2 separate regions of the Homo sapiens genome follow, and region 1 is linked to region 2. The links are chromatin loops, found by intact Hi-C in ENCODE. Cell type or tissue: endothelial cell of umbilical vein. All regions are shown on one strand.

Region 1 (4,000 bases), 83 kb after region 2:
ATTATAGCACAATAATAATAAAAGATACATTGACGAGAGTAGAAATAAAAGTTTTGCATTATCCGTGTCATTCCTTTTCCCCCTCCAGGCAACACAAAATGGAGAGAGATACAGTGTACTTGGGTGAAAGAGAAGCAAGTAAGTATAGGACTTTGTCTTGGATGTCACAGTAAAATAAAGCACTAGGTAGAACCCTAGGGGCTCAGACTCCAGGCCAGTGCCTGCAGACTGAGCCTCCAGACCTGCCCCCACACCAGGTTGGAACCTGTATCCCCTGTGAGGTAGACTTAATCTTCAGTCTTTATCACCACCAGCCAACTACAGCTGCCTTGGGCTCTGGATAGCCCTTAGTGGTGGGAAGACCTCAGTGGGCATGGTGTTTTGGACATGCCTCAGTGCTGTGCTAGCCTTAGTGGCCGCAGAATTTTAGCCAAGCACCATGCCAGCCACAGTGGTCCCAGGCTTAGAGGTCGCCCATAGTGCTGCAACAATTGCAGCACCGTGGCCCCAGGCTTAGAGTTTACCCCTAGTGCTGAAACAACTGTAGCACATGCTTCTTTTAGCCAAGCATGGTGCTTGGCTAAAATAATAACTGCAACACTAGGACTCACTAATGCTGCAACAACTGGTACTTAGGGTCCATGCCAGATGGCCCATCCAAAATCTCTGAACAGGCTTAGCAATAAAGACAGTGTGAAAAGACTATAGTAAGCACCTACCTGTTCAAATGTGTAGACATTGTTGCATGATATTGTTGCATGACAGCAAGGATCAAGAACAATCAGGAAAACATGATATCACCAAACAGACAAAATAATCTGCCAGTGACTGACCCTAAAGAAATGGACATATATGAATTGTCTTACAAAGACTTCAAAATAGCTCTTTTAAGAAAGTTCAAGGAATTCCATAAAATACAGAGAATGTAAAGAAATAAGGAAAATAATGAGTAACCAGAACAAGAAATTTGACAGAGAGATTGAAATCATAATGAAGAAATTATTAAGCAAAAAAAAAAAAAAAAAAAAAGAAAGAAAAGGATGTGGAGGAAAATGAGTGCATTTGAATTTAAAATAAAGAGTTGAACTTTGATAATAAAAATAAGGATCACATTCTATGGACAAAAAAATTAGTCCAAGGAATGGCATGAGTAAATCTATGAAAGATATTATTGATATGTATCTGCCTGAAAGATAAAGTTTATACAGAATATTAAATGAGAATTAAAGGTAGAGTTATTACTGTGGATGTGAATATGTTTCCCTGAGGAAGAGAATACAGAGATAGAAGAACAAACTCTTGAGAAAAAAAAACCTTTAACTCATTTTATATAATAAAAATAAAGAAATGGTAGATAAGAAAGAATTTTAAAATATGTATAAAATTTACTTGTGCAGTGTCATGGATAGCAAGAGGAAAATGCTTAAATAAATTGCCAATAGTCACTAATCATGAATAAAATGATGAGATCAGGGACTGAAGTATCTGTCTGTCACTTATAACCCAAAAGTCCTTTAAGGAAAGAGACAATAATATATTCTGCTTCCTCTGTAGTCTTCCTAATGCATTAATAGAGTGCTGGGTACATAATTGGTTTATAATAAACACAAAACATATTTAAAATTTATATCTCTTTGCAAAAGAAGGCTTTTCATTACAGAGCTGCATGATTAAATGATGAACAGGACTCACACTTTCCAGTCATGAATTTTTCCAGGAACTCCTCCCAAGTTCCAGGATCTGGGTGCATTTTTGCCATCTGGCGGAAATAATAATAAGACACAGCCACATCTTTGGCATTCCATGCCATGTAGATCATCTGTGGAGAGATTTGAAAAAGCAGGACTTTGTTTCTATTGTCTAATAGTTTTTAAGCTTTTGCTCACTTTAACAGAATGCTTGTTTTCTATTTCCTGATTTTGGCATTTATATCTATATCCTGATGTAGGATACTCAACAATTGTATGTTGTTTTAACATGAAGAGTTCTCATCTCTCACATGCTTACTTTTTCTTTATCTCTCAAAAAGAAAAGAAAAGAACATCTCTCTATCTTGTTTTTGTTTTTTGTTGTTGTTGTTGATGTTTTAAGTGGGAGGTCTCTTTATAATGCAGAAGCTGACCTCAAACTCCTGGGCTTGAGCAATTATCCTACCTATGCCTACGCCTCACCATAGCAGGATTACAGGCATGTGTCACCACCCCAGCAAGAGCATCTCTTGAAACATGAAAAATCAAATCTAAGAATTATAATAAGTATTAAATTAATAAAAACTTAGTTAATATTATGCTTAAATTCAGAATATTTTTCTGCATCATTTATTAAAACTACTAATAAAAAGGATAAGCAATTTTTAAAAGATGAAAAAATGTCCAATATTTTATTGAAAATAAATTATTACTTGGATAAACTCAGAGTCACAAAAGATTAAAACTTCTTTATTCTACCCATGATTGTGGTTACATAACAATCATTGATACTTGTAATTACTGGTGTGAGATTATAATTTAATTTACATATGTGGCCTCAAGTCTTCTTGAAGGCAAAAATGATATTGTTATGTCTCATTGGTAATTAGGTTCGGTTCTCAGGCAAAAATCTATTAAACCTACTTCTCACTTGAAGCACACCTAATAATACTGAGGACTCAGCCACCCATGAAATAAATATATTCCTAAGGGAGTGTGCATTCAGGAAGAAGCCATCTTCCATCTAACATCTTCCATCTAACTTCCTTCGTCCCCAAGTGATGGGCAAAGAAAATAGGAAACTTTATATTCCCAAGTTACTGTTAATAGTTCTCATAGTCTGAGACAAGGATTTGGATTAAAAGGGAGTGGCTGAAAAAGGGTTTTTCAACAGCTTGAGTATATAACTCTAAGAGTTGAGACTGTTGCTGGCATAACTTCTTGAGAAAATAGTAAACCTACAAACATTTCCAGTTACTTCTTATTTCAATTCCGAGAGACTATGATAATAAGCCAACTGTTTACCTATCATCCTCACCTGTAACTTTCTTAGGAACTGTTTCTGCTAGCCTCAGTGTAAAAAGAAGACTATTCAAAGATATCCTCCAGTGCTTGCTCAGGCACCGTGGCTCATACCTGTAATCCCAGAACTTTGGGAGGCCAAGGCAGGAAGATAACTTGATGCCAGGAGGTGCAGACCAGTCTGGCCAACGTAGTATGACATTGTCTCTTCAAATAAAATAAATTAGCCAGGCATGGTGTGGGACACCTGTAGTCCCAGCTACTCCGGGGGGTGAGGCTGGATGATCATTTGAGCCCAGGAGTTGAGGCTGCAGTGAATATGATCATGCCACAGCATTCCAGCCTGAGTGATAGACAAAGCAAGACCCCATTTCTCAAAAGAAAAAAAAATTAAGATATCTTTCAGTTTTCCTAAAAGCAAGCCATGGGTTCCTGGGGCTTCTATAGATTTTTAATACTGGAATTAAGATAATAAATTACATGTCTACTCCCTTATCTCTCTTGTTTTTAATTGGACTTCGAAAGGAAAAAAGAAAGTCACACATAATCACAAGTATAAAAACTTTTTGTATAATAACGATGAAAATATCAGGTTTTCAAATGAAAAAGAACAGCTATTTTCCTCTTTCTATTAAAGGTGCTGGGGTAAAGATGTACTCTAAACATCTCCGTCAAATGTAGGGACTTAGTGATTGTCTACTTCCCATATTCATTTTCACCACTTTACATTTTACACATTGTACTTAACCATTTGTAGATCTCTAACATATCTCTTGCTGTTTCACATCTCTTAACTTATGCATACACAGTTTCCTCTCCGTGAAATGTCCTGTATATGTGAAAATGTCCCTACTCTTTCTTCAGGATGCTGACCAATTTTTTTTCTCTATGAGACTTCTTTGCCAAATAGAATCTTTTTTACATAATGTTTTAGAATATTTTCTAATACATTAAGAAATGGTAGATAAGAAAGAATGTATCTTATTGATAGGTAATTATTTTTCAAATAT
Region 2 (4,000 bases):
TAATTGATCAATAGATTAAATGCAATCCTAATACAGATCATAGCAGGTTTTTTTTTAAGGGAAATTGTCAAGATTCTTCTAAAATGTATATGGAAAAACAAAAGGCCAATACTTGACCAGGCATTCTTGAGGAAAAATGAAATTGAGTTCTACTATCAGTCATTCAGTTACATTGTTAAGCTATATTAATTAAAGCAATATGGTGTTCATGTAAACATTTATAAAAGACCAGTGGAATAAAATAGTCCAGATACAGACCCACATTTATAAGGACAACTGATGTAATACAAATGTGACTGCAGTAAAGTGAGGAATGAATGGCCTTTTTAGTAAATTGTGCTAAGTCAACTGGATATCTCTAGGTGGGGAAAACCACTGGAGTCCTACCATATAAATATTCATTCCAGATATATTTTAGATTTACATGTGAAAGACAAACAATAAATCCTGTAGAAAAAAAGAGCATCTTTATTACCTCGTTGCAAACAAATATTTCTTATGTGGGATACAAAATGCTTACTCTGCAGAAAAAATTATAAATTGAACAATATTAAGACTAATAATACCAAAAGACACTGTTAAGTGACTAAAAACTCAAGTCATAGAATAAGCAGATGAAATAGCAGATGTAATATCAAAAAAGCCAACAGTTTTGTGTTTCTTAAGAGTAAGAAAATTGACGACCACATGGCAAGACATATTAAAAAAGAGAGAGAGAATACTCATCAATATTGAGGATGAAATAGGGATATCACTAATATTTCTATAGACAATATGAAAATAAGAAAGATTTTGAAAAGAGCAAAGATACAAAAAATCTTAAGGTGTATATATATACACACCTACATAAAAATATGTACATATGTGTAAGCAAACATATGCACATGCACACTCATAGATATTCATATTCTTCAAATCAGTGAAAAAATAGGGCAACACATAAAAAATAGACAAAAGAGTTGAATGGGTACTTCACAAAAGAGGTATAATGAATAATCAATATGATGAATTAATGTGAAAACTTACTCAAAATTTATCAGCAGTGAAATATCAATTATAACCAGAACATAATAAACATTTACCAAGATGGCTAAAATGAAAATTACATAAAATAATAGGTGATGAGTATAAAATCTGGGACTGGAATGCTTTTGTACAGCTGGTGTAATTGTAAATCAATATAACCAGGTTGGAAAAGTATATGGTGGTATATCTTAAACGTATGCACATCACGTTATTTAGTAAATCAATACCTAGGCTACACTCAAGGAAAATGCACATAAAATATATATACCAAAAATGTAAATAACATGTTCACTGTAGTACTATTTGTAGTAAACCAAACTGAAAATTTTGAAATGCTTATCAAAAGCAAATAAACATTGGTATAGTCTCATAATGGAATGCTATATAATAATAAAAATAAAAACTACAACTACATGCAACAACATGGATAAATCAGTAAAATACAATGTTGAGTGAAAAAAGTCACAAAGTCCACAGAGTCCATCTATACCATTCCATTAATATAACTTTCAAAATAAAAGGCAAAAGTAATCCATGGTGTTAGAAATCAGACTTGTGGTTTCCATTGGGAGTAACATTGACTGGAAGAGTGAGGCTCCAGTATGCTGGTAATGTTCTAATTCTTAAACATTAACCAAATTAACCAGAGACATGAAATCTGGTTACACAGGTGTGTTTATTTGGAAGGTTTCTCTGTATATCTATGATTTTTGGAGTTTTCTATCTGTATGCTATACTTAAAAAAATGGTAAAACTTCAATGACCATGAAAAATTCAGATATTGAGATGAAATTTTGGTACCCCTAAAATGTGCCTTGACCACTAGGCTGCTTTGAATAGACTTTATATCTATTTATTTTTATTGTATGTTGCTATCCCTTTCTGGTTTGCTTCCCTTGCATTTTGGCTTTGTTGCAGAGGCCCAGTGTGGTTCAAGCTCAAGACCCCAAAATACGACAGTAAGAACAACTCAGGCAAAACAATGAGAGAGTATAGTTTTATCATGTACTAATCTATTCAGAAACTTAGCTTTCAAAAAATGGAAGAAATAATTACCCAGGGAATAAGAAAAAAATGTTCTCAATGAAACCCAATTTACACTCATTGTTTAAGCGAATGAATAGTTTACACACTAAGCAAACTGTACTAGGAAAGTTACCCATTTATTTTAAAACACACTGCATATTTGGCTAAAGGCCAGTTTTAAGTTATGTGATTCACTTAACTTCCTCTTTCCCTTCAAATTATATTTAGCCATTGGCTTTAAGTTTTAAGTTTTCATTATTTTATTTTTCTGCATTTCTAAATATGAATTTCATTCGTACAAAAGGAGCTACTTTGTAGCTGTTAAATCTGTCTATCTATCTATTACTTGCAAAATGAGTAGTTCATCTTCGTCACTTGGAAATTGCAATATATAATATGGCTATTGAGTCACCTCTGGTGTTTTATAGAATGTGTAAATTAGAGTCCCACTCCAGGCTTTCTTAATCAGAATCTCTAGAGAGAGCTACAAGAATCTTTCTTTTACAAAAACTTCTACTATGCACAACAATGTTGATACTCTTGCCAATAGTTCTAGAGGAAGGGAGGGAGGGGATATAGAGGATGCAAGTTGTGAGAAAATAGTTTGTTCCCTCTCCTTTTTTCCCATATTCGAAGTTACAGGAGAAGCTTTTTCATAAGATTTGTGACATCTTGTTCTCTTTCTCTCAATAGAAGAGAACAGGACAGGGTACATTTAGTGCCCTTCTTATGAATAGGCTGCATTATCTTATTAATCATTTGTTGGGACTCTATGCATTTTACCAGAGACATTCCTTTCTAATGAGTAAGTTTTAAAATCAACACTTGAAACTCAAATTAACCTAGATGAGTTTGAACTATGGTATTGCCATCATTATTTAAGACTATAAACAAGCACCAATTATGACATAGTTTATAGAGAAAAAGCACTCATAAATCTAATTTTCATAAGTTCGTAGGCAGTGTCCTTGCCATATGAGGTCTCTAAGAGAGAATAGAACTTGTAAATTTCACATTGTCAGTTTAGGCACCATTACTTAATTATTTCCATGACATGTTTGAGAGGTAATCTAATATCCGAAGGTGATTATTTACATATAATTCTATGAAGTATCATGTAATGTTGAATGACATTTTGAAGACAAACAGACTTATATTTGAATCCCAGTTCTGAGTCTCAGTTTCCTTGCTTTAAAATGGAATTTATGGATACTTCTACAGTATTGTCTCATATCTAATAACTTATCAATTAAAATGGTAAAATATAAAATATACTAATTATATATCATTCTACATATCATAATAATGTTGAATTAAGTTACACAATTGCATATATCCAATTCTATTATCATATTCTATAATTATTAAGAAAATTATTTCTTCTTGTAGACTAATGAGAAAAGGCTGTGATCAGCCTTAGGTAAGATGATAAAGTAAGAGATAGAGCCCATTTGTGTTTAGCCATTTCCCAATTGCTGACCAATAAATTTATGATTTTAATAGGGCCAAGAAAATTTGCATTTAAGATTTTCAAGCACATTTGAAAATCATTTTCTATGTGTCCACTGGCATTTTCTAAAAAATGCTGAGACACGGCATTTCCCAATTGCTACCAAAATGATTACAAAGCATTACTGAGAGAATATATATGTGAATTTACATGACACCCAAATGCTATGTTTGACAGTGTGGACTTTATGGCTGGGCATGGTGGCTCATGCCTATAATCCCAGTGCTTTGGGAGGCCGAGACTGGAGGATCACTTGAGGCCATGAGTTTGAGAGCAGCCTGGACGACATGGCAAGAACCTGCTCTATAAAAATACATAAATAAAAATTTAAAATTTAAAAAATAGGCTTCCCCATGTAATCAAATTCCCACTGAGAAATTTCAATCCACCTATGTCACAGTATCTAACTTATCTTTATTTTTGCAATAGCTGGATTAT

The links. Hi-C counts contacts between places; a loop is a spot of excess contacts. Peaks named below come from ENCODE experiments on the same cell type or tissue, not always from the same donor. Only the 100,000 strongest peaks of a DNase experiment are listed, where the experiment ranks them.
Region 1: a loop joins it to region 2, with 7 times the contacts of the local background. A loop is called at or near these places in 1 of 110 quality-filtered maps.

What each region holds. Positions count from the first base shown.
Region 1 is chr4:69,799,065-69,803,064 of GRCh38, forward strand. It overlaps the pseudogene SULT1D1P. Among named protein-coding and RNA genes, the nearest start is that of SULT1B1, 40 kb to the left of the region's middle. In endothelial cell of umbilical vein, no CTCF peak of the experiment used is centred here; a DNase peak (open chromatin) is centred at 1,757; H3K27ac peaks cover 2,523 bases.
Region 2 is chr4:69,716,335-69,720,334 of GRCh38, forward strand. No RefSeq gene overlaps it. Among named protein-coding and RNA genes, the nearest start is that of SULT1B1, 42 kb to the right of the region's middle. In endothelial cell of umbilical vein, no CTCF peak of the experiment used is centred here; DNase peaks (open chromatin) are centred at 2,297 and 2,477; H3K27ac peaks cover 2,855 bases.